Linked DNA regions of Mus musculus: all the other regions are linked to region 2. A link is a loop called in an ENCODE intact Hi-C map of the cell type or tissue named here. Cell type or tissue: gastrocnemius. All regions are shown on one strand. Region 1 overlaps Sulf2 (sulfatase 2). Region 2 holds the start of Gm29679 (predicted gene, 29679). Region 3 overlaps Sulf2 (sulfatase 2). Region 4 overlaps Eya2 (EYA transcriptional coactivator and phosphatase 2). Region 5 overlaps Sulf2 (sulfatase 2).

Region 1 (5,000 bases), 470 kb after region 2:
AACACTCAAGTCAGTCAGCATCACTGAGGGTTGCCAAGGCCAGGGCTGGCTGCTCTCTTGCTCACCTCTGATCGCCGATCTCTTCCAGCTTTCTTCGGAAAATACCTCAATGAGTACAACGGCTCATACGTGCCGCCCGGCTGGAAGGAGTGGGTCGGCCTACTTAAGAACTCCCGCTTTTATAACTACACACTCTGCCGGAATGGGGTGAAGGAGAAACATGGCTCAGACTACTCCACGGTAAGCTGTGCACCCCCAGGCCCCACCACCGCCTCCCGAGCCAGGGGAACCCTACTCGTAGCTCACCCTGTGGCCTTGGAGAGGATGCTCGTGCCTAATTAGATGTGTGGCCTTGAGCATCGTCCAGTGCTGCTTCTCAGGTTCCCCATCGCTCCACTGCTAGAGTTAACTCAGATGCCACCTCCCGAAAGAGGCCCCCTCACTGTTCCAGCTAAATGACGTCCCCAAGCCCAGTTTCTGGAGTCTGAACTCCAACATTCAACAGTGACCCAGAACACCTTGATTTCTCTGTACCTTCGTCTCTAAGGAGGGATTGTTACCATGTCCATTCTCAGAGGACCATAAACACTCAATTGTGGTATCGTTATTCTTTTGCTGCCCCTCCCGCCATGTTCCCGACTCTCTCCTGCTCTCTTTTCCTTCGCCAAACCTCGAGTGTTGTTTCTTTTGTTTCTGTGATACCCTGACAAAAGCAATGCCTACATGCCGGGGCTGTTCCGTTCCCCTGTCTGTCTGTTCAGGCCAGGATTCCAGCCAAGGGAATGGCGCCACCCACAGTGGGCAAGTTTTCCCACCTCATTTAAAGCAATGAGGATAATCCCCTCCACAGAGGTGGCCAAGTCAGTCTCCCAGGTGATCCTGGGTCTTGTAAAGGTGACAGTGGACACTGACTGTCATGGCAGCTGTGTGTTGTGCTTGCCTCTCTGCTCTCTCCTGCCATCACCTCCTTAAGGACAGTGACCAAACCATGGTCATACCCCTGTCCCTGATGCCCAGCACAGTGGGTGGCACCTAGGGAGCACTCGGTATAAATCTCCCGGTCCTCACCATCCTCCCATTTCTCCCGCCCCAGGATTACCTCACGGATCTCATCACCAATGACAGTGTGAGCTTCTTCCGAACATCCAAGAAGATGTACCCACACAGGCCCGTGCTCATGGTCATCAGCCACGCGGCTCCCCATGGCCCCGAGGACTCAGCACCCCAGTACTCACGGCTCTTCCCCAATGCGTCCCAGCACATGTAAGCCTCAGCCTCCACTGGGGGTGGGAGGGTCCGTCAGGGCTTAGGGACAATGGGACATCAGCAATGTAGTTGAACCTTCCTTAAAACATTCCTGGTTAAAGGGCCCAAAAGCTACCATGCCAGCACTTGAGAGGTCCGCCCAGGAGGGTCAAGAGTACAAGGCCAGCCTCAGCTATGTAGACAGTTGAGGCTAGCCTGGGCTATATGAGATGCTGTTTCAAAAAACAAATAGACATCAAGAGCAGGGAAAGGGGAAGCTATGTGGGGAGATGGTTCCGTTGCTAAGGCACACAAAGATCCTGGGAGACCGGCTGCTTATCAGGTGCAGCTCTGCGGCACAGACCAGCCAGCCTGTCCCTAGCCCCTGGCAGATGCCTTCTGGCTGGGATTCATCTCCTCCCACTCAGAAGCTCAGCATATCCCCTGTGAGCCTGTGTTTATGTCCGACGGAGCCTGTACAAAGTGTCTGAGAGGGGGAACTTAGGAGAGATTGACTTTTGTTCCCAGTTCAAGGATCCAGCCCATGATGGCTGGGAGGGCATGGTGGCCAGAGCAGGAGGCAGCTGGTCACATTGCATCTGCAGTCAGGACACAGAGATGAATGCTGACACTTTTATCCATCTGTCCGGGACCCTAGTCTATGGGGTGGTATTTCCCACATCCGGGCAGGTTCCTACCTCTTGAACCACCCTCACAGTCCTTAGGTGACGGCAAGTCCAGCCTGGGTGCCAACAAACACCATCACAGGGTCCACGGCTACACCAGCTACTGGCCGTGGAAAACCTCAGATCTTCATGGTGACCCTGGTGTACCAGTTCTCTGTTGCCACATAGCAAGTGACTCCAAAGTTTAACACCATTGAACAAACAGCAAACACACATCAGCTCATGACCCTGTGCTAGGAGCCTGGGTCAGTGAGCTGACGTCCTGACCCCGATCTTACTTCTAGCTGTATGGGCCTCTCCATCTTCAATCCAGAAAGAGAAAGAGGCAAAGATGGAAGCAACCATCCCATCTCCCTGCACAGGGCACACACCTCACTGTGCCATCAGAGAAGCCTGCATAGGAGTGTGAAGATCAAAAGAGGGTCATTAAGGCCACCTTTGATGCTGTCTCACTTAGTGTCCCCATTTTACAGACGAGGAAACACAGAGGTCACCCAGCTTCGATACCACAGAACCTGGATTCAAACCCAGCCCCCACCCAGGCTTCCCACCTCACCGCCACCCCGTTAGCTAGTACAGCTTTCTAGAAGATATTCTGGCTTTTCTCGGCCTCAGACTATACCTCAGGCTCAGCAGTGACACTCAGCAGCCCTTGCTGTGACATTCTGGGGTAGCAAGGACAGGGTAATTTGGACTCCTCCTTAATATCCAGGGTGTTTAATTTTCATTACGGTCAGAATGCGCCACCCTCCCCTCCCCCGGCTCAGCTCTAATGACTTCCTGACAGTGTGCCACCCTTGGAGGGATTACAGGGTATGTTAGCCTTCTGACCCCTGGACTTCTGGGAGGAGCAGACAGGAGATAATGAACCACATTTGGGGAGCAGTGGGCTACCCTCACCCTGAGAGCCCCATAGAGTGTCTGTCTGCCTGGCTGCCCTCACCCATTGCCCTCTACCCTCCTTCCCAGAGAGAGAGGCCAACAGTGCTCCATCCTGGGCCAAGTTCCTACCAGAGGGGTGTGACATGTGACACTGCCTGCTCCTGTACTGTCCCTTTGAAATGAAATTACAGACTCTGACAATGAATAGCAAGGGGCTTGCTTGTCCAGAGACTCTCCAGGCCACTATGGTGGCTCTGGGAGGCTCCTGCCCCTGGAAGACAGTGGCTCCTAACAGTTCTGCAGGATGGTAGCTGGTCCAGGAGAGGAAAATGGTGGCGTGCAGGGCCTTCTGGTAGGCATCTCTCCCTCACCAAGCCAGCCTGATCCATGCCCCTGGAGCAGACTTTTCGTGCTGTAACAAACATTACTGAGCTCATGACAGCCCTGCTCACTTCCCTCTGTCCTCCCAGTATGCCACACCCATGCAGACACGCTTTCAGATGCTGAAATATAGACGCGTAGGAACGTGGGGCACATAGCACATATACACAAACATACATGTTCAGACACATGCATGGGCACGTATAGATCCATGTACATGGCACATATATAGAGACACACCATACACATGCAGATAAATACAACAGTCACAAAAGAACTCACACAGAGACAAACACAGGTAAACGCAGTCAGACACACACCACCAAAACAACCACATGCACACACAAACACACAAGCACAAAGATACACAGAGCCATACATGACTAGGTGAACATACAGCTACAAAAGCTCACAGACCCGCACAGACATGTGCACATACACCTGGCAGCCCTCAGCACTTCTTCCAGCATGTGATATCTGGGAGCAAGACCTCCCAAGACCTGTGAAGACAGGGGCTGTGATGACATCACAGCCTGCTACTCTGAGGCTCATGGTATAAGGGGTCCCACTGGACGATATGAAGGAGGTCACCTCTGTGCATCACCTCGGGTAAGGAAAAGGGGTGGCCAACTGAAGGATCTTTGGGGACACCCAGACACTCTTCAGGTATTTGAGGAGCCCAGCCTGGGCCAGGTGACTAGCTGGCTGGCCCAGGTCCTGAGTTAGGACGCAGCTCTCTAGCTTCTGATTCCATAGTCTCCCAGAGTGAAAGGCTGACAGGAGTCACTCACTGGCTCCCATGGTCACCCTCCACACAAGAGCCTGCCAGACAGGCCTCCTAGTGAAGTCAAGGATAGCTATTGTATCCTGGTGTCTAAGCTGGGTCACAGGGAGTGACTTCCTCATAGTCCAGAAGACAGTGTGGCTCCACCACTACACAGGCAGCCCCGGCAGCCCCTTCTAGCTCCCTGAGACAAGGAGGCATGCTTCCAAGAATGTTCTACACACAGGTCATGCCCTAGGCCAGCCGCAAGGGACACGGGCATTTCTCATAATCAAAGACCATGTGTGCAGGGAGGGATTTAGCAGCAGGAAGCGGCCCAGAGCTGGGGAGCCTTGAGGCCCTGGCTTCCCCACAAGCACACAGTAGCAGTTTCCTAACTGTTGGACTGCTGCAAGCTACCATGGTGCCATCTCTGTACAAGACCTTTTGACATGTGACAGAGTACCGAGGTCCCTAGGTAGGGCCAGTGCCCAAGCTGGTACCAGGGAGAGCACTGGCTGTTCTGACAAGAAAACCCGCCCCTCCTCTGCCTCACACAGCCTCCCATCCCCCTCCTGACTCCACTCTGATTAGCCTGTCTGTCTCGAGCAAGAAACAACTCAACTGTTGGCTGTAATTTCAGCTTACTGGGGTAGGGGGTGGAACCTGAGGGGACTGGGTGCTCACATTTTGAGACCCAGTGGATGGCAGAGTGATGCCCTCTTCCGGTGGGTTAGGTTCAGATTTACAGTTTGTGTTTTTTTGTTTTGTTTTGGTTTTTGTTTTGTTTTGTTTTGTTTTGTTTTTTGTTTTTGTTTTCCCCAGAGAAGGTGTCCCTCTCTGTTCAAGCAAGCCTTGAACTCCTGATCTTCCCCACTTAGTTCAAAGAGCGACCCAATCACAACTGGAAGAATAATTGTGACAAAGAATCAAAAAACATGTCTTGTGTCCCAAAGGTGGACATTCTTGGAATGCGTGGGCCCTGCAGGCACAACTGTGACATACTTAATTTTTACACCTATTTCTTGCTGTCTCAAACCAAG
Region 2 (5,000 bases):
CCCCCTCCCCGTAACGTTTTTGTCATTATGTCTTTGACGCTTTAAATTTCAGAGAAGAGTATATTGCCTAATGGGACCAACATAAAGTAGTTATCAACAACTTTATTCAGCTCTACTAAAAAACAAAAGGAACTAAATTATTGAAAAGGTTTAAGAGGTCATTATTTCCGTGTTAAAATCTAAAGGCTGTGAGATGTGCCTCACAGGCTTCACTGCTCCTTCCCCTGCCTCAGCACCCGCGAGTCCGGCCCACGTTGGACTTGGTTGTGTCAACGACTGGACCAGAGTTTGAGAGGTGCTCAGTTGTGGCTTAGGGCCGGGCTGCGTGTTCTTTATTTTGATGTCATCATCTCAGAACAGGGTCAGAGAACCGGAGAGATAGGAACCTGTTGTCCTACCTTCTGAGTCGGCGGCTGCACGTGGGGACCCCTGGGCTGTTTGTCCTCCAGCTTCTGAACATCTATAGGGAACCGCTGGCATGTAGGAGCGGGAAGGGCATGCCTTCTCACCTATAAGGCTGTAAGGCTGGGTTTGGGAGTATGGTCCCCTCGGTCCCTCGGGGCCACCTTTCTCTTGGTATCGGGCCATCTTTGTTGATGTGTTTTGTTCATCCAGAGAACCAGGGCCCCTGTTAACCCTGCTGAGGGGGACGGGGAAGGGCCCCGAGGGCCAGGGCAGCATACCTGGTTTATTTTAAATGTACAGATTCTTTTCATTAAATTCATGATAGATTTTTTATTATTATTAAAGTCGGTATATAATACAAATAAGGTGTGGCCTGCTTGTTTGGTGGTGAGTGTCACCAGATGGGTTCCAGCTCAGACAACTACATGAACGTGGCTTAGATTCTGGCTGTGGGTGCCTCAATTCCCTCCTGAGGCATGAGAGCCAGCTCCCATCAGAGGTCATGTATTGAATTCCAACCATATTTTGGATTCTAAGCTCTCAAATTTGTTGTTGACCGTAGAGAAATGTGTTTGTTATTTTTCTAGACGTGTCCTGCCCTGTCCTGAGGTTTTCTATGTGTTCAGGAGTCAGGGTCCACAGAGTGCCAACTGTCTGCCCCAGTGTCTGAGACCATTGCATCTGAGTAAACGCGGAGCTTAAAATCCTCACTTCCGACCTGGGTGTTTGTGGCGCATGCCTTTAATCCCAGCACTTGGGAGGCAGAGGCAGGTGGATTTCTGAGTTCGAGGCCAGCCTGGTCTACAAAGTGAGTTCCAGGACAGCCAGGGCTACACAGAGAAACCCTGTCTCGAACAAAACAAAACAAACAAACAAACAAAGTCCTCACTCACAGCCTGGAGAGACGGCTCAGCAGTAAGAACACTGACTGCTCTTCCAGAGGCCCCTCGTGGCAGCTCACAACCATCTGTAACTCCTGCTCCAGGGCCTCAGACGCCCTCTTGTGGTCTCTGTGGACAGCAGGCACACACATGGTATACAATGTAGGCAAGACACTCACATACATACAGAAAAGTAGACAAGTCTTTAAAAGTGCAGCAAGGCCTGGAATCCAAGCTGGCCACAAGCATGCCCATCATAACGGATGCCATACAGCCAGCCAGAGCATCCTGAGCACACAGGCCTGGGCCCAGGTGGGTCCCACACAGTTTGTGGGTGTTCATCTGCTTGGGCCAAGATGGACTTCATGGATTGCTGGGGTTTGTAGGTCCAGCCCAGCCAGCTGCTTCTTGGGCTAAGTTTGATGTGCAGGCCGTGGCCAGCCCTGGGTGACCTCCTCCTTCCGTTCCTCCTCATTTTCTCCCTCCTCTTCTTTCTCTCTTCCCTCATTTCCCACATACAGGAAAACACCGACACTTCTGTCCATTTCTCACGAGTCCCTCATAGTCCCCACCCGTCCCTTGTCTATTCGAAACACCGCTGGGTCTCTGTGGAAAGGTAGCCTTGCCTCTCAATTCTGGTTTCAAACAACAGTACTGATCTCTTTAAGGGCTTCTTTGAGGGTTTCAGGGCAGGGAGGGGAATCTTCTGGGTCATGTGGATTCCAGATGTGCGCAGTTGGAGTTGCCAGGAGTCTCTGAGATGTCCACAAGAATCCTGCCCCGGGGTCTGCAGAGAGAAGGTCCCCCAGAAATGATTCGGGGAGACTGGAGGCAGGGTGTCTGACTTTGAGCCAGTGCTGTCCTTGGATCTGGTGAGAAGACCTGGGAACATAAATTGCACACTTGACCCTACCGGGTGCAGGTGTCTGTGTTCCGTCTGGTGGGACTTTCAAGCCGAGGGGAAGGGCTTACCTTATGACTTCTGAGGCTAGAGTTCTTGCCTCTGTCCCCTGATCCTACAGCCCCTGTGCTTGCCCGAAGGAATGTCACTACCTCTCTCAGAGGCTCAGTTTCCTTCACGACAGCCTGGCCCTGAAGTAACTTTCTGAAGGCATGTAGAGCCCAGCCTGTCCAGCAGAGGGCACCAGGGACCGCGGATTGCCCAGAGGTAGCAGTTGCCTGGTAGGGTCCTTCCTAGGGGCTTCAGACACAGTTTGGCCACAGGTGCCCTCATTGAGGACAACGCCTGCCTGCAGGGGTGGCTGAGGCTAGGCTGTTTGGATAAGCGGCCAGGCTGAAAGGCCGAATGACGTATAAGCGTCTTTTCGTTAGTTTCTCAACGGTTTTTCTTAGGTCTCTCTCTCTCTCTCTCTCTCTCTCTCTCTCTCTCTCTCTCTCTCTCTCTCTGGTCATTATTTTTGATTCTGTCCTCCCCTCCCCCCGCGCCCCTCCCCCCCCGCGCCCTTTCTGGGTTTTCTTTGCCTTGTGCTGGGTCTCTGGGCGTGATTTTGGGTGTTTGTTTGTTTGTTTGTTTGTTTTTCTGTTCTTTCCTCTTCTGTTCCCTTCTCTCCTTTGCCCTTCGTCTTTCTTCCATTTGGATCCAGGAGAACACAGGAAACCCTTGTCACCCACAGAGGTGCTTGTGGGGGGTGTGGCCGCTAAACCATGCTTACTGTCTTCCCCCAATTCCCCCACTTACCACTGGAACCATTTAGAACTATGACCACCAGGTGGCGCTGTGGGCAAGGCTGTCTTGAGAGGGAGCCCCTGCCTGCTTCAGAGTTAAGAGGCAAGGCAGAGGGGTAGTGGGGGCCAGGGGGTGTTCAGGAGTCACTTGAAGGTAGAAACTGCCCACATGCGTATGTCCCGACGCCTTTGAAGAACCAGTTGTGACATTCAGACCTGACACAGTGCTCAGTGACTTGGTGACACTCTTACCACTCTACAGAGGGGGAAAAAAAAAACCCACTCAGTTGGCTTAAGGGTCAGATGAGTAGTTCCAGATGCAGTTCCCAGTCAGAGGCAGGGGCATTACATATGACAAACAGGAGCCACCAAAGCCATTGGATTTTTTTGTTGTTGTTGTTTTTTGTTTTGTTTTTGTTTTTGTTTTTTGTTTTTTGTTTTTTCGAGACAGGGTTTCTCTGTGTAGCCCTGGCTGTCCTGGAACTCACTCTGTAGACCAGGTTGGCCTCGAACTCAGAAATCCGCCTGCCTCTGCCTCCCAAGTGCTGGGATTAAATGCTTGCGCCACCACCGCCCGGTGCCATTGGGTTTTATGGACTCTCTTTCAGATATGCCACAGGAGGGCCTGGCTTTATTCTGGGAACCCAAGCAGCAGAGAAGAAAGTGGAGAAGAAAGAACTGAACGGGCCTGAGCTCATCACTGGGAAGAGAAAGTGACTTTGTTAGTGTGAGCTCTGCTTCTACGCGTTCAAGGGTGACTGCTAGTCTTAGCAGCATCTTGATTGGATCTGGGGTCAACTAAGAGATGCGTTTGGGTGGATGGGTGAAAGTGTTTTCCCGAAGGACTAGCAGATGGGGGAGGAGGGAGGCCATCCCCCGGAACGGATGGCACCTTCCAGGATGGCCCAGATATGAAGAGTTCTGAAGGAAAGGCAACACTAATTATCTTACTTAAGATTTCTGTGCGGTGATGAAACACCAGGACCAAAAAGCACGTTGGGGAAGAAAGGGTTTATTGGGCTTACACTTCCACAGTGCTGTTCATCACCAAAGGAAGTCAGGGCAGGACCTCAAACAGGGCAAGAACCTGGAGACAGGAGGTGATGCAGGGGCCATGGAGGGGTGCTGCTTACCGGCTTGATTTTCTTGGCTTGTTCTGTCTGCTTTCTTAGAACCTAGGATCACCAGCCCAGAGATGGCACTACCCACAATGGGCTGACACCCCCCCCCCCATTGATCACTAATTAAGAAAATGCCTTACAGCTCGATCTCAAGGAGGCATTTCCTCAAGTGAGGCTCCTAACTTTCTGATTAGCTTTTGTCGAGTTGACACACAAAACCAGCCCATACATTGCTTTAGCCTGTCCTCACTCACTCTTCACTGATGAGTGCATCTACCCAGATGCTGCTGCCGCCGCCGCCGCCACCATCCTTCACTGAGATCAGAACCTAGGTCCTTTGGCCTTCCAATCAATTCCAGATCGATGCCCAGCTTCTCTCTGGGAATCCTCCAGGTCTTTGGGACCAGGCTGAGGCATCCAGCCTCACTACTGAGTAGCTAGCAGGTTCGGAGCCTCTCCCAACAGCTACGGTTGGACTCAGTCCTGTGTAAGTCAATCCAATTGGTAAATCCCTTTGTGACATATATTCGTTCTGTAGGCTTTTCTCTGAAGAACCCTGAAGGACAGTGTGGGACACTCCTTCCCATATGGCCTCTTGCTCTGACTTCATTATATTTATTCCTCTGTGTGTGTGTGTGTGTGTGCGCGCGCACGTGCGTGCGTGCATGTGCGTGCATGTGCACACACACGTGTGGGAGTCAGTTCTTTCCTCTTACTTGTGAGTCCTGGAAGATTGGACTCTGATTGTCAGGCTTGGAGGCGAGTGCCTTTACCCGCTGAGCTGTCTCGCCTGTCTGCATACCTGCAGTTTTAGTTTGCTCTGGGACCCACAAAAGCCGACATTGGTCTCAGACAGAGGCAGAAGCCAGTCACAGGGCCCTGCCTCTCTGGCGATGACTGGTAGCCA
Region 3 (5,000 bases), 480 kb after region 2:
ATGAATTCGACATCAGAGTCCCGTTCTACGTGAGGGGCCCCAACGTGGAAGCTGGCTCTCTGTAAGTGTGTCTCCTGTGCCCGTACCCCAGGTCCCAGGCTCACGGGGAGACCTTGGACTCTGCTTGGTCTGAAACTCAGCACAGGTCCAATCCACGCCTCTCAGGGGCAAGATTCTAGAACAGTTGTACCAGCCATTGTGTCGGCCAGGGTGGACTCCGAGGAGGGTCATACCCTTCTGAGGCGGAAGCCAGGAGCTATGACTCCCATGAAAAACAGCGAGGCGGGGTTCCGTGCCAGGAAATGCCAGAGCCTGGGTGTTGCCAGCTCATGGGAAGGTTCTTTGATTCCCACCCCGTCTGGGCAGTCACTGGTCTGGTGGCTGTTGAGGAAGAGATCTCAGACTTAAGCAGAGAGCCATTGTCCACTGGGCCTGCTCCTGGTGGCAACACCGAGTAAGCTGTCTGCCGTCTGCTCTTTCCTCAAGGACCGTGTGGGCCATGGCCTTAGCCGTTCTCCTTGGCCTAACCTTTGAAGTGGCAACCGGAAACAGAACCGCTTAGAGGAGGCAGAGTTGAATGAAAGGCTGGCAATCGCGGCCGCCTCATCTCTGTAGCAGCTGGGGGGCTGGGGGAGGGGGGGTCAAAGTCCAGTCAGGTATATCCAGAGGGAGGACTGGGACTTGCACAGCCCATCTTCCACGCCAGCAAGGGAGAGAGGCAGGAGGATACCGCCAGTGAGACCGCTGAACATCTGTCCACAGAACAGCTGGAGCGCCAACCCATCCCTCATAGTCTTTGCCGGGCCCCTCTCACATGGGTGGCTACTGAGTGGATCACCCTAATGTGATCCCAGGAGTGGGGTCCCCAAGCCTATGGGGCTTGTCACCAGACTCCTTGTTAAGAGCTAAAAGCGACACACGGCTGCCTCGAGGAAAATCATTCTGGGTCGAGTATAACAGGTGCTCAGAGGCCAGACTGTGCGTGCCCAGCCAGCAAGAACCAACAAGAGGGCGGGCATGAACCCTAGAGGCAGAGGAGGATAGTATTAGGGCATGTAACCTTGACAGTGCAGCACCGGACGGTCCGGCTGGAACTGGCCTCCCTACGGGTCAGAGTGTCAGGATGGAAGCTCTCTCATTTGCAGATGTCCCTCCCTCTTCACCTCCAGATGCCTCTGTCCCAAGCTAAGCTGCCACCCAGGTGGCCAAGTTTCCACTCCCTCTCTGTTCCCCAGGAACCCCCACATTGTCCTCAACATTGACCTGGCCCCCACCATACTGGATATCGCTGGACTGGACATCCCTGCAGACATGGACGGGAAGTCTATTCTCAAACTACTGGACTCAGAGCGGCCAGTGAACCGGTGAGAAGGAGCAAGAGAGACCCAGGGAAGGAGGCTCCCTAGCCAGGGGGAACTCAACCACGGGGAACTGGGAAGGCCACTGGAATCAGGATCTAGGTGCCCCCCACTAACCCATGAGAGATTGAAGGACCAGCCCTCTCTGGGATTCTATCCTCCCATTTGGAGCTAAGGACCTTCCAAAGCTAAAAGGATGAAAAGCCCAAAGTTAACAGTAGCACTGTGCTGTGCCCCGGGCACTCCAGCACGTTGGCCCTCATAGTAACCCAGTAAAGGAAAGTTGTGTTCTCTGAATCCTAGAGAGATAGAGGATAACCAAGAAGTCAGACTCTTCGTCACAATGGCTATGACTTTTGTGGCCCTATTGATGGGTGGTGGGACTGACCGGGAGTGTGTTCCAGGTGTCCTGGGTGGCTGAAGGAAGCAGCAATGAAATGGGGAAAACAAAACAAGGAAGGTGGAAAGGAAGGTGGCTAGAGATGAGGAACCAGAAAGGCAGGAGCGACCCCTTGTGGTCAACAGTGAAACTGCCCCCTGGATAACAGATCTTTCTGTGAGCCTCTCCTAGACTTTCCTCCCAGGGGGCCCAGCCCTGAGATCTACAGGTGGCTGGTGGCCCTGTAAGGTCGGTACATCTTCCAACGAAGGGGGCTGGAAGGGTCTAAAATGGACACATGCAGAGTGTAGGGGCACAGGACACTTGAGAATCGGGGACCACAAGGGGTCGCTCCTGCCTTTCTGGTTCCTCATCTCTAGCCACCTTCCTTTCCACCTTCCTTTCTGTTTTTTTTTTTTTGTTTTTTTTTTTCCCCCATTTCATTGCTGCTTCCTTCAGCCACCCAGGACACCTGGAACACACTCCCGGTCAGTCCCACCACCCATCAATAGGGCCACAAAAGTCATAGCCATTGTGACGAAGAGTCTGACTTCTTGGTTATCTCATAGATCAGGAGAAATGACCCCCTGCAGGCACTCATTAGCCCAGAACTGGGCTCCTGAGAGACTCCAAAACTCACACACAAACACACACACACACGTGCAAATGCCCATGTAACTGTACCCATTTCAACCACAAAGAGGCATTCAGAACACATCTTGGAGAAGCAGCCCTGTCCCTGGGGTGTGGAAACCTTTCCAGTGTCACTCAATGACTGCCACTTGGCCCAGGGTATGGAGAACCTGTGGACAGGGCTGGGGACACGGGAACCCGGCAGACAGGATGCTGGACCTGCTTGTTTTCTAGGTTCCACTTGAAAAAGAAGCTGAGGGTCTGGCGAGACTCCTTCCTGGTGGAGAGAGGGTGAGTGCCGGCCGGGCAGGAAGACCCCCATGAGGAGTGGTCACAAGACTGTGGGAGGCTGAATAGTGCTGTGCTAGTGACTGGGTGACTCAGAGCTGTGTCCAAATTCCCTGTCACAATTGGGTGGCTCATGCAGAATTCGAATCTGGAGGCCACATGTCCCCATTCAACATACTTGGCAGAGCCTGTACGATGTCATCACTGTTCATTTAATCCTAACTCAGGCCATCTGGGATAGACAGCTCCTGTAGACTTCCCATTAAAACCCAGGTGCTCTCAAGCCACCAGCCACCCATCCTCCACAGTAGGTCTCCACAGAGCTATGCAGGGCCGGCAGCCTAGGCAAGCACAAGTTGCCCCAGGGCTCCACCCAGTTCAACCAGCCCCGCATCTCCCTCAGCAAACTGCTCCACAAGAGGGAGGGTGACAAAGTGAATGCCCAGGAGGAGAACTTCCTGCCCAAGTACCAGCGCGTGAAGGACCTGTGTCAGCGAGCTGAGTACCAGACAGCATGCGAACAGCTGGGGCAGGTGAGGAGATGGCGGATCTTCTGGGTCCTCTGGGGTGTGGTTGCCATGGTTACATGGGAGGCTCTGGTCCCTGTCAGGGTAGCAGTGTCCTCTGGGTGTGTGACCTTGCACTCCTCATGTGGGAAAACACCAGCAGGCAGGCTCAGGTGGCAAACAGCATTCATTGCCTCCCAGCTGACTTGTGTGGTATAACTCTCTGCGGCTGGCTTCCGTTTATAGGGGGATTAGGAAATAGCTTTCAAGATTTTTTTTTTAAAAGGACATTGATTGCAAAAGAGACGCTAAGTAAACATATAACCCTGGTAGTATCCAGGGAGAGAAAGAGCCGGCGTCTGGAGGAGGCCTTTCCAAGGTGAGCTATAGAGATTGGGGAGGGATAGTTAGCCGGGCATGAGCCTCAGAGGGCAGGGAGACAGGAGGAGAGGAGTGAGAGATGAGGGAGAGATGTGGGCATGTGGAACGAACAGAAGTTGGGGGGGGGGGATGGCCCAAACCAAGGGGAGCGAGGACAGCAAGGAGCTGTGACATCGCAGACTCTGGCCACCGGGTGAGTGGACTGGTAAGGAGAGGGCAGGGTGAACCAGACCTTGAGAAGTAGTCAAGGACACTGGGCTACTATCCCAGCTCCAGCACACCTCCAGTTCCCCCCAGCCCGGGCTATGTCTGGGGCGAGGCTCTCTTCCTCTTAGTGCTTTCTCTCAGAGTGGAGATCGTGACATAGCTCTTTCATGCCAAAGTTTGAGTTGCACTGAAAGCCGCATCCATGAGCACTGGAAGAGAATGGGGGAGGGAGGCTGAGGAAGAGCAGGGATTAGACCAGGTATTAGCAGCTCAGATCCAAGGGAGGCTGACCAACCACCATGAGGACATAACTTTAGGCAGACAGGGGCTGTATTGGTGAACGCCATGGTAGGTCCAGCTAAGTGTGGACAGGAGGGAGAAACAGGCAGTCGGAGTTGGCACGGGTGTGGCATTTGCCAAGCTGAGCGTGGGCAGGAGGAGAGGTAGGTGTGGCAAACAGGATGGTGGGGATGGGGGGGGTGACACCTGAAGCCCTGCTGTGTCCCACAGAAGTGGCAGTGTGTGGAGGACGCTTCTGGGACGCTGAAGCTGCACAAATGTAAAGGCCCCATGCGGTTTGGTGGCGGCGGTGGCAGCAGAGCCCTCTCCAACCTGGTGCCCAAGTATGACGGCCAGAGCAGCGAGGCCTGCAGCTGTGACAGTGGCGGTGGAGGGGACTACAAACTGGGCCTGGCTGGACGCCGTAAGCTCTTTAAGAAAAGTAAGTGTCACCAGCCTGCCCAAAGTTGAGAGGATGAGCAGCCATGGCTCTGGCTGGGCCATGTGAACTTTCAAACAACTCCACAGGTGCTCGCTCCAGGCCTGCAGGTGATCCTAGGAGCTAGGGACACAGCCAAAGCCCTCACACAAGCTCCAATTCAAGAGGGCAGCAGTGCTGGGACAGGCCACTAGGGGGCAGTATGGACATGGACCAAAGGCAGGCAATGGAGCCAACTGGGCCCTGTAGGCTTGGTGTCGCCTTCTGGGGGGGGGTGGGGGGAGTAGGATGGGGCTCTAATCTGGAGCAGGCGGAAATGATAAGGTCAACGGGTTCTCAAACCTCCCTCAAATGACCACTCTAATGGTGAGAGCAGCAGACAGACAGCTGAGGGACTGACAAGAAGCCAAGTGGCATGTTTGGGCCTTAATGTCCAAAGAGGTCTAGTTATGACTTGAAGGAAAAGCCATCAGAGCATACTGACCACGTGCTTCCACAGTCCACACTGGCAGATCCCCCTGCTCCCAAAA
Region 4 (5,000 bases), 790 kb after region 2:
GCCACCGCTTGCTTACCCCGTTGAGTGTGACCTAACATCTTTGTGACCAGCAGTTGAAACCTCTTGGAATACATTGACTTAACAAATCATTGGCTTTCACCAACCCGAAGGCTAAGCTAAGCATCTGAGGCCGGTGGCAGAGGTCGCCTAACTCGGCTGTAACCGACCCACCTGATACTCCTGCGGATGCTTTTTAAAAAAACGTCCGAACTTATGACCGTCTTTGATCTGTTGTGATGAGTCTTCATGAATCTGTCACTATACAGGAGAGTGGAATTCGGGGTAACCTAACATATTCTCCCGACTCATGGCTACTTGTATTTATTTGGCTGTAGAACAAACTACCTGTATGTCCTTTGAGGTAAGAGCCCTGTGTTTTGTTTTGCTTTAAATGACAACATCTCTAAATCCAGCTTCCCGGAGAGAACATGGCTCAGGTTTGGCCCAGGAGATACAGGTACCGTGTGCTGCCGGTGACACCCCTCCCCACTTCACTGAAGCCAGTACAAGTTCAAAATGGATTTTTATTATTTTTGCAACTTGAAAAGCTAGCACGTGGAAGCCTAAACAACGGGCAAAGGTCACCACACTCTTCCGAAGTAAAATGTAAACGTGGTTTTTATTGAATGCCTTTATCCATCATGGCCGAGTACCCTTGCCTTCCCAGAGTCCCCCTCTCCTACAACACAAGATGGCGGCATAAGGCACGCACACTGTCCACATGACATCGGGCTTCCCCACAGCCCCACACCACCTCCCTTGCCAATGCCCAGAGAATGATTGTCTCTGAAACACAAACTGGGTACTCACCACCCGAAACCAGACCTACAGCCGAGAAACGACAACACAGGGACCCGTGGGTAATGGGAGTAACGGGTGCAGTCCATAAATTAAAAAGGAGAACAAGACGAGCTGGGGCGCCCTCATTTGGGTCTCTGGGTTTCATATCAGAGTCCGACTCTCCGTCCCCAAGGGAAGAAGACACTTCTGAAATGGCTGTGGAACATGTCCCCTAGGTATAGGGCCCCTAGCTAGTTTCTGGTGTCTAGGGCCCTCATGGTATGAGATGACAGGGGCCTGGCTGGTGGGTGGCAGGCGGTGGCTGCGTCCCGCACTGCTATAGATACTCCAGTTCCAGGGCATGCCTTAGAGCCTCCAGGTCAGCATGACAGGATATCCTCCAGAAAGGCATGTTGTGCTAAAGACAAAAAGCAGACAGTTACACATGCTCAGACAAGGTGCCCAGCCAGACTAGAGGGTCCCCAACCACGTCGGCAGGCCCCTGTGCACCCAGCAACCCCAGGGAGGCCTGAACTCTCTGCTCTCTCAGGGCACGCAAGGCAAAATCCTCAGGCAGGTGTTAGTAAAACATCACACAGGAAGCAGAGCGAGGCAGCCTCTGTTTGGGTGGCAGTAGGTGGGTGTCAGGGGTGCTGGCTCTCTCTCTCTCTCTCTCTCTCTGAGACAGAGTCTCTCATTGAACCCAGAGCTCATCTAGACTGGGCTCCATCTTTCTCTACCCCTGATATCCCCCCCCTTTTTTTTTAAAGGGGGGAGGGAGAAAATTATTTATTTTATGTACAGCATATAAGTACACTGTAGCTGTCTTCAGACACCCCAGAAGAGGCCATCAGATCTCATTACAGATGGTTGTGAGCCACCATGTGAGCTGGGAATCGAACTCTTGACCTCTGGAAGAGCAGTCAATGCTCTTCACCACTGAGCCATCTCTCCAGCCCCCCTGTGTGGCACATTAAAAGTTAGAAATATACACTTCGAAAAGAATAACTCCTGCAGCCCTTCTGATATCTGGGCAGCTCTTTGGTCTTCCCTGTGGCCACTCAGTCCTGACCTGCTGTGGCAGCGCCTCTATAGATACTCTCAGCTCATTTCCTGTCAGAACACATTCGCCCCACTCCTGGCTTGCCTCGCTAACCCCTGTTTTCCACTCTCTGCTACACAGAGAGAGAGAGAGAGCTCTTGCCACTCCCTGTCAGGTCAGGCATGTTGTGGTCCCCTGGCTGTGCCCGGCTGAGTGGTGAGGACAGGCTCTTTTGTCTAGAATGGTGAATGGCAGAAAGTAGATGCTCAGCTAGCATAACCCTCATGCTGGCTGGAGCACCTAATGCCATGAAAGGAGGGAAGTGGAGGGAGACTGTGGCAGCTGCCAGCCACAGACCAGAGCACCTAGGTGAGGTGGGTGGGTGGGCCAGGCCTGAAGTCATTTTGTTAGGGAGAGGACTAACTGTGGGCAGCCTCCTGGGTGCCTGGCCTTCTCTGAGCTTTCCCTCTGAGACCCTAAACACATTTGCATCTTTTTGGGACTTGTTAAATGGCAGCAAAGGGAAAAACGCACATTCCTGAATTAAGCTTCATAACATTAACTAGGAGCTGGCCTGGCCTTGGGGTGGGGGTGGGCGCTCTCTGGGGTGCTGTTGACAGGGCCAGATCCAGGGTCCGGGCAGCTGGTTCTTTTCCAAGAGGTCCCTGAGCTCTGCTGGAGGCCGAGACCTCAGCTGTGGGATTGTCTTTTCATTAGCCTAATGCTGCCTTTATTAGCAGGGAAGAGTTCTTGGAACCTGCCGCCTCCGCCTTCGAGCATGACATAAAATGCCCTGCACATGCATGTGCACTGGTTCTGCTGGTCCACAGTGTCCCAGGGGTCTGGAACCCGGCCAGGCTGCCAGGGGCAGTGGCCAGGGCCACAAGGAGGATTTGTGAGAGGAAATTACTCAGGATGCTCAGGGATCTGCAAATGGGAGCAGCCTTGGAGAGCAGAGCCTGAGACAAGGCACAAGGCTGGGGGGTGGGAGGCAGGGGGGGGGAACGCACGGGGGGGTTTGGGGGGTGGGGGGGCGCGGGTAGGGGAAGAGCAGTAGGCACGCTGCACAGAGAGGTCCCGTTACCTTTTTGGCTCCTTGCTCTTCCTCTACCCCGTCGCCTATCACAATGTAGACAGCTTTGCGGCCAAACCTCTGCATGATTCTTTCGAAGCAGCTCTCCTTGCCTGCGTGGAGATGGGAGGAAGGAAGGAGACTATGGCTGGGAGAGCCCGCAAGTGGTGGGACAGTGTGGGTGGCAGCTGTCCAGGGAAGGAGATCCAGGGCAACCACTGCCACCCTTTCATTCCCCCCCCCCCCCCCCAGCGAGCTCAGCACTGTCATTAGTTCTACAGGAAGTGGCCAACTCCAACCACCCAGATAATTTGAGCAGCTTGTCCCCAGAAAGAGGCTGAGCAGGGCAGAAAGCAGGCCCCTGTCTATCTCCGGTGCTGCTATTTGGGCCTTGGTATCTCACTCTAACAGAGGACTCGGTCTTGCTCCACAGATTTGCTCCACAGTACTGCAAACCCAGACCCCAAATGCACAATGGCAGACATTTTTTTTTTTTAACCATGGCCAAGTGTGGTGGTGCAGGCCTGCCATCCCAGCTACCTGAGGGGCTGAGGCAGGATTTGAAACCCAAGTTTAAAGCCTGCCTGGGGTAAAAGGGGGCTCAAGGCCAGCAGAGCCAACTTAGTGAGACCTGATCTCAAAATAAGAAGTAAAAACAGGACTGGGGTGTAGCCCAGGGACAGAACGTTTGTCTAGAGTGATCGAAGCCCTAGGTTCAATTCCCAGAACCACAGAAAATAATTATATTCTTATTTTGCCCCAGTAAGAAATTTAGGAAGGAAAAATGACTTAGCTGGTAAGAATGCTTGTTGGGCCGAACGTGGTGGCGTACGCCTTTAATCCCAGCACTCGGGAGGCAGAGGCAGGCAGATTTCTGAGTTTGAGGCCAGCGTGGTCTACAGAGTGAGTTCCAGGACAGCCAGGGCTACACAGAAAAACCCTGTCTCGAAATAAAAAAAAAAAAATGCTTGTTGGGTAAGTATGAGGACCTGAGTTCAGATCCCAGTATCTATGTAACAAACTGGAAGGGTCCCTGTACACATACACGCACACACACACACAGACACACACAGACACACACATGCACACACACACATGTGCACACACACGTGTGCACACACACACACACACACACACACATGCATGCATACACACAGGAATCCAATGCAGGCAGGCAGGATAGCTAGGGCTTGCTGGTTGCCAGCGCAGCCTAAATAAACAAGAAACAAATAAGTTCAAGGCCCAAGTTTGGGGAGACATTCTGATTCAAAATGGAGGAAGAGGGAGAGTGAAAAAGGTGGTCCTCTATATCCCCAGGCCTCTGCCTGTGCAGGCATGTGCATGTCCATGCACACATACGTGAACATATGTCACATACATCACACTCACACGCACAAAATAAAAGAATGAGATTTAAAAATAACTAAGGCTAAAGCCATCTCAACTAACTAGAATTTGTGAGTGTGTGTGGGGTGTACACATGTCTGCTCGTGTGAGTGTGCACAGGTGCACATACCCACGCAGGTGCTGCAGAGGTCAGAGGTCAATGTCAGAGGCCTTCCTAAATGTCTCTCTGTTGTTTGAGACAGGGTCTCTCATTGAACCCAAGTTCTGCAGTTCATCTAGGCTGGCTGTGTGTGCCTGCTCAGTGTGGGGGTTACAAACATGTACAGTCATGCCTCGCTTTTTTTTTTTTCTTTCTTTTTTGAGACAGGCTCTCACTATATAACTGCCCTACACCACTATAGCTGTCCTGGAACTTGCTATGTAGACCAGGCTGGCCTTGAACTCATAGAGGTCCACTTGCTTCTGCTCCTGAGTGCTGGGATTATTCACACACTACCATACCCAGCCATGCCCAGCTTTGTGAGGTGGGTATTGGGCCTCAGCTCAGGTCTCATGGTGTACATTTAGTGCTCTACCCACCAAGCCGTCTCCCCAGACCTAGGTTTGTTTTTATTCTGGCACATTTGGCTTGCAAGAATAAAAAGTGAGCCTTCCCATGAGAGAAAGAAAGCCATCACTCCTTGGTATTCTCAAGGAACTCAGCAAGGCGCTGAGAGTAGTCAGGACTGGTGCTTCCTGTACTTCAAGTCTAATCACATT
Region 5 (5,000 bases), 460 kb after region 2:
AAGTCTGAGGCTAGCCTCGGCTACCTGAGACCGTTTGACACTGTGGTTCTCAACCTTTCATACACTGTGACATTCTAATACAGTTCCTCATGCCGTGGTGACCCCCAACCATAAAATTATTTTGTTGCTATTTCATAACTGTGATTTTGCTACTGTTAGGGATTGTCATGTAAATATTTGGGAGGTAAAGGTTTGGTAAAGGGGTCTCAACCTATACATGGGTTGGGAGACCCTCTGATCTAAAACAAAATGGCTCCGGTAGTTAGGAGCGGTTGACACTCTTGCAAAGGGACTGGCTTTGGGTCTCAGCACTCACCGGGTGGCTCATAATCCCCTGTGACTCCAGTTCCAGAGAATCCAGGGCCCTCTCTGGCTCCATGTGCACCAAGCATCCATGCAGTGCACGTCTATACATATAGATCACAGATGCACATAAAATTAATCTTTTTTTAAGTCCCCAAATCTCCTTAAGCCCTTAGTCTCTAGCCTTTCAATGCTTTTAAGATTTACATAAGTGAGTCACCCAGGCCCTCGCTCTAACATTACTTGTGACTGTGAGCTGGGACGCTTCCCTGATGCTCAGTTTCCCTTCTCTACAGCAGTGTTACGATGTGGATAAGTTGCCCAGTGCCCATAATATGCATCACCCCAAGGACGGTGTGACCAGGTCCCACAAATTCATGCAGTGAAAGTCCTTGGGAGGGAGAGGAAGCGTGGGGGCTGGGAGACCGTTCTGTCTGCAGAGCCATCAATAAACGAGGAGTTTCTTCCCCGGGACCCACAGAAAAGGCCAGGCATGGCAGCTACTGCCTCTCACGAGCCCTGGAGAGACAGAGACAAGAGAGTCCTTGGGAATCACTAGCCGGCCAGCCTAGCCAGTTGGGGGGCTTCCGGTTCAGTAAGAGATGGCTTGAACACTAAGGTAGAGAGGCAAGCAAGATGCCTCAGCAGGTAAAGGTGCTTGCCGCCAAGCCTGATGAGATGGGCTGCAGAACCCACCCAGTAGAAAGAGAGAACCAACTCCTGCAAGTTGTCCTCTGGTCTCCACACATATGCTGCACCCACGCACCCCCACAAACACACACACATACACACACACAGATAAATAAATATATATTTTTAAAAAGTTACCAACTGTTGGAGAGGGGGGCTGGATGATTGAGGAAGATACTGGATATTCCTCCACACTCCCATGTACAAGTATCCTTACATACATGTACATACATGAATACATATGTATGCATGCACACGCCACACACAAATAAGGAAAAGTGGAGTAAGCATAGGTGTGTGTCCTCAGTCCCCTGAGGATGAGGTATGGGGGTGGGGAGGTCCAGGTGTCCGTCTGATCCCTGACTGTCCCTCAGCCTCGCTCAGCCACACACAGGTTCCCGAGAACTGCAGAGACCCAGAGCCACAACCCAGGAGCTTAAAGCAGGAGGTGCTTCTCCTCTGACATCCCAAATCGGCTGTCCCCAGGGGACTTCTGTTCCAGCCTCCTCAGCTCTCCATATCCCAGGCTCCCCAGGCTCTGCCTCTCTCTCCTCGTGGCTCTCAGATCCAGGCATCTGTGTCCAGATTTCCCCGTTGACAGCACTGGCCTGCAGTTCCCCCTGACCCGATCGATGTAAGCTTCTTTTAACTTCTTTTAACTTGATCACAGAAGCTAGGGCTCAGATAAGGTCACACACTGTGCAGGTACCAGGATCAGAGTGGGTATCTGGAGAGTCACGATATGGCTCATGTGTTCAACCCCCCACCTGTCACTGTCCTCCCTTCCAGAGCCACCCTCAGGCCTGACTTCAGTAGACATGGGACAGAAGAAAGGCTTCAGTGCCCAAAACCTCATGTTTTGTTTGATGTTTGAAACAAGGTCTTCTTAGGTAACCAGGCGGCCCTTGAACTTGCAATGCCCCTGCTAGTACCTCCCCAGTGCTGGGACCACAGCTCCATGCCTGCCTACTGGGTTTTAACTCTGCAAACAGGAGGCTAACTCACACCAACTCATGGGAGGGAGGGCCTCTTAGGCTTCAGACCACTTAATTGCAAGCCTTTTTCTCAAGGAAGCACAGCGCCCCCTATGGGCCAAATCCATGAACACAGTGATACAGGATGCTGGCTGTATCCTGAATGAAGCAAGGGACTTTGGTGGACGCTCTGCAGTCCACATGCCTTCTACACTACCCTCCAAGTCATTCGTGTGTGGGGGGATTATTTTATGCTTATTGTTCTGAGTATTGAATCTGAGTCTATTTTCTATATAAATAAGGAAGGGGTTTTTTTTGTTGTTGTTGTGGGTGGTGGTTGGTTGGTTTTAGGTTTTTGGCAGTTATAAATGTGCTCAGTTTCCTAGCATTAGATCTGACAGGAAAGCTGTTATAATTGAATGTGAAACTTTTCCAAGAGATTCCTTATTTCTGAAAATTCTGTCCCTGATGGCAGGGGCAACCAGTATTTGAATTGCAAATACCAAGCGCCCACCAGCCTGCGCTGGGAACCAGCAGCCTCCCAGGGAATCTGTCTCCTTGCTGGCACCTGACTGCCACCTCATGTCTCCTTGACGGATGTGCCAGAGACGTTTCCGGTTGAAGCCTCCCTTTGTTATAAATCTCCCAGCTTTTATTTTTCTTGAAGATTGCTGTTCTAATGTTCTTTCAACTTTGGGAGATGACTGGCATAGGAAATTATTTTTCGACTGTGAATTCCTTTTGGGAGGAAATACGGCAAACTCATTATTATAGGAAAGGGCCATTGGTGAGATACCTCTGAGAGCAGCTCCGAGGGGTCTGATATGTCACGCTCCCTGAGGTAATGGGAATTTCCTATAGTTGATGGATCCTCCAGTCCTGCTGTAAAGGCTGCTGTGGATTGTCTGCCCCTCTGCCCCACCCTTCTGCACGTCTGCAGTTGAGAGGGCAGAGGGCTGGGAAGATGGCTTAGTGGGGAAGCCAACAAGGACCAGGCCCGATCCCCAGCATCCTGGTAAAAGGCGGGGTACGAATGCCCATCTGTAACCCAGTCTCCAAAGAAGATGAAATCCCTGGAACAAGCTGGTAGAACTGGTGAAGTCGGGGTTCATGTGGGAGACCCTACCTCAGCATATAAGGTGGAGAATAATCCAAAAAGATATCTGACATTAGCCTATGCTAATGCTCACACACACACACACACACACACACACACACACACACCAAAGGGATGCACACACACACACAGCCCACACCACACACACTCACCACACACACACACACACACACACACACAGGAATGCACACACATACACATATACTCCATACCACACACACACACACCACCACACACAGACACTACACTACACACACACACTACCCCACGCCTGCACAATACACCACATACACACATAATACCACACACAAACACCACAGGCATACATACACACATTAAAAGGAAAGGGCCAACAGTATAGCTCAGTCGGGAGAGCACTCGCCCAGCACACAGGAAGCCATGGGTTTAATCCACATCACTTCATAAAGGTGTGGGGGTGCACACCTATAATCCAAGCATTGGAAAGCTGAGGCAGGTTTGAGAGTTCAAGGCCAGTTTGTCCTGATAGTGAATCAACAGGCCATAGAGCCTCTCCCTGATGCTAGCTAGCCTCCCTCCCAGCTAACGAGGTTTTCTGGAAATGAATGGACTCTGTCATTTGCTACAGCTGCCTGAGTCTGGCAGGGGAGGCTGAAGCCTGCATTCAGTTAGAAACTCAAGCAACCCCCTCCAGGTCCCCTGCACCCACTGCCCAGCCTTGGCCTGATGCCCTGGGGTCCTCTGCAACCCAAGCTCTCTCCATAGCAACAGTCCCACTCGGAACAAGCAGGTAGGAAAAAGGAGCCTAGAAAGGGCTCAGCCCTCAGTCCTTGTGAGCTGCCTGGCCCTTCTTTCCCCTGGTGACTAGCCAACCACCCCTACTCCCCAAAGAGGACAACAGGGGGTGCCTTGAAAAGCTGCACTCTGATTGAAACCCTCCCCTGGCTGTTCTGAGTTCCTGAGATAAACCCACAGCTCCTTCTATCGGGCTCACCTGTTCACGTCTCTCCTGCCTCTGGCTCTTCTGTTCCATTCATACGCGGGCCACTGACCCTCTCTGTGGTACGGTCATCCCTGCCCTGGCACCTTAGTACTTGCTTCTGTATAAAACACACTTCACCCACTCCCCTGCTGTGGAGAACTTTCCAGATCCATCCTCACTCTTCCCTGGGGAGTCAGTTACCACTCCCTACCCAGTCCCAGTTATACAAAGATGAGTACTTGAACACCTGCCAGGCAGAGACAGAAAACAGGCATCCACCACTGAAACCTAGTGGTGGTGGGGCTGGGGATGTGGCTCCGTCGGGAGCTGTGTGGAGGGCTCTGGATTTAGCCCTCGGCACCTCATAAACCAGGCATGCTGGCACATGCTGGACTCTCAGGATTCAGAAGGGAGAGGCCGGAGGATCGCAAGTTCAAGGTCATTCTTAGTGGCACAGCTATTTCCAGAACAGACCGGGCTGCAAGGTGCCCTGACTGAAAAAAGCGAGGGAGGGAGAGAGGGAGGAAGGGCAGGCAGCAGAGATCTCTCTTAACTAGGGAGGCTGCTTTTCGGCAGCCTCTGACCCTCTGCATCACCGCCATCTTCCTCTGCCTCACTTACCTCTCACATGTCAGCATCCGGAATGTAACCAAATGTAGCGAGTTGATTTATCTTGTGCTTTGGCAGTTCACCATTCAAACACAAAGAGAGCCCTACCGTAACCGTGAGAGAGGCAGCCTTAAGTGAAACAGAGCCACCGGCAGTTCTCAAAAGCTCTCGGCCTAGCCTGAGTGGGACTCGGGAGGTTTATTTAACATACTTCCACCCCTGCCTCCTCAGCCCAGACGGTTTGTCTGCCAAAAACCTGAAGACTTCAGGCCTGTGGCCTCTCACACGTAATAGCTATAGCAGCCTGGACTTTGTCCTTTGTCCACCTTCTTTTGTGGCTCAGATC

The links. A loop is a pair of places that touch in the nucleus more often than their neighbours do. Peaks named below come from ENCODE experiments on the same cell type or tissue, not always from the same donor. Only the 100,000 strongest peaks of a DNase experiment are listed, where the experiment ranks them.
Region 1: it touches region 2 in a loop (4-fold over the local background); 41 of 42 quality-filtered maps call a loop at or near these places.
Region 3: it touches region 2 in a loop (7-fold over the local background); 40 of 42 quality-filtered maps call a loop at or near these places.
Region 4: a loop joins it to region 2, with 2.9 times the contacts of the local background. A loop is called at or near these places in 9 of 42 quality-filtered maps.
Region 5: it touches region 2 in a loop (10-fold over the local background); 24 of 42 quality-filtered maps call a loop at or near these places.

The regions. Positions count from the first base shown.
Region 1 is chr2:166,089,718-166,094,717 of GRCm38, reverse strand. It overlaps Sulf2 (sulfatase 2), which reads left to right. Exons shown (of 21, transcript NM_028072.5): 4 at 89-240; 5 at 1,094-1,263. Among named protein-coding and RNA genes, the nearest start is that of Gm52534, 28 kb to the left of the region's middle. In gastrocnemius, no CTCF peak of the experiment used is centred here; no DNase peak of the experiment used is centred here.
Region 2 is chr2:166,562,109-166,567,108 of GRCm38, reverse strand. It overlaps Prex1 (phosphatidylinositol-3,4,5-trisphosphate-dependent Rac exchange factor 1), which reads left to right. Exons shown (of 40, transcript NM_177782.3): 40 at 1-764. Gm29679 (predicted gene, 29679) reads right to left here and starts at 2,587. Exons shown (of 2, transcript NR_152154.1): 1 at 2,259-2,587; 2 at 1-2,168. In gastrocnemius, CTCF peaks have their summits at 1,426 (motif pointing left), 2,412 (motif pointing right) and 3,017 (motif pointing right); DNase peaks (open chromatin) are centred at 2,429 and 3,019; H3K4me3 peaks cover 286 bases.
Region 3 is chr2:166,082,047-166,087,046 of GRCm38, reverse strand. Sulf2 (sulfatase 2) reads left to right here. Exons shown (of 21, transcript NM_028072.5): 7 at 1-61; 8 at 1,236-1,364; 9 at 2,605-2,661; 10 at 3,062-3,191; 11 at 4,263-4,473. Among named protein-coding and RNA genes, the nearest start is that of Gm52534, 36 kb to the left of the region's middle. In gastrocnemius, CTCF peaks have their summits at 1,884 (motif pointing left) and 4,656 (motif pointing right); DNase peaks (open chromatin) are centred at 1,895 and 4,652; H3K27ac peaks cover 80 bases.
Region 4 is chr2:165,767,232-165,772,231 of GRCm38, reverse strand. Eya2 (EYA transcriptional coactivator and phosphatase 2) reads right to left here. Exons shown (of 16, transcript NM_001271963.1): 15 at 2,907-3,007; 16 at 505-1,198. The coding sequence ends at 1,118. Among named protein-coding and RNA genes, the nearest start is that of Gm29993, 38 kb to the right of the region's middle. In gastrocnemius, no CTCF peak of the experiment used is centred here; a DNase peak (open chromatin) is centred at 2,661.
Region 5 is chr2:166,105,591-166,110,590 of GRCm38, reverse strand. All of the region lies in intron 3 of Sulf2 (sulfatase 2), which reads left to right. Among named protein-coding and RNA genes, the nearest start is that of Gm52534, 12 kb to the left of the region's middle. In gastrocnemius, a CTCF peak has its summit at 2,080 (motif pointing left); DNase peaks (open chromatin) are centred at 2,075 and 3,775.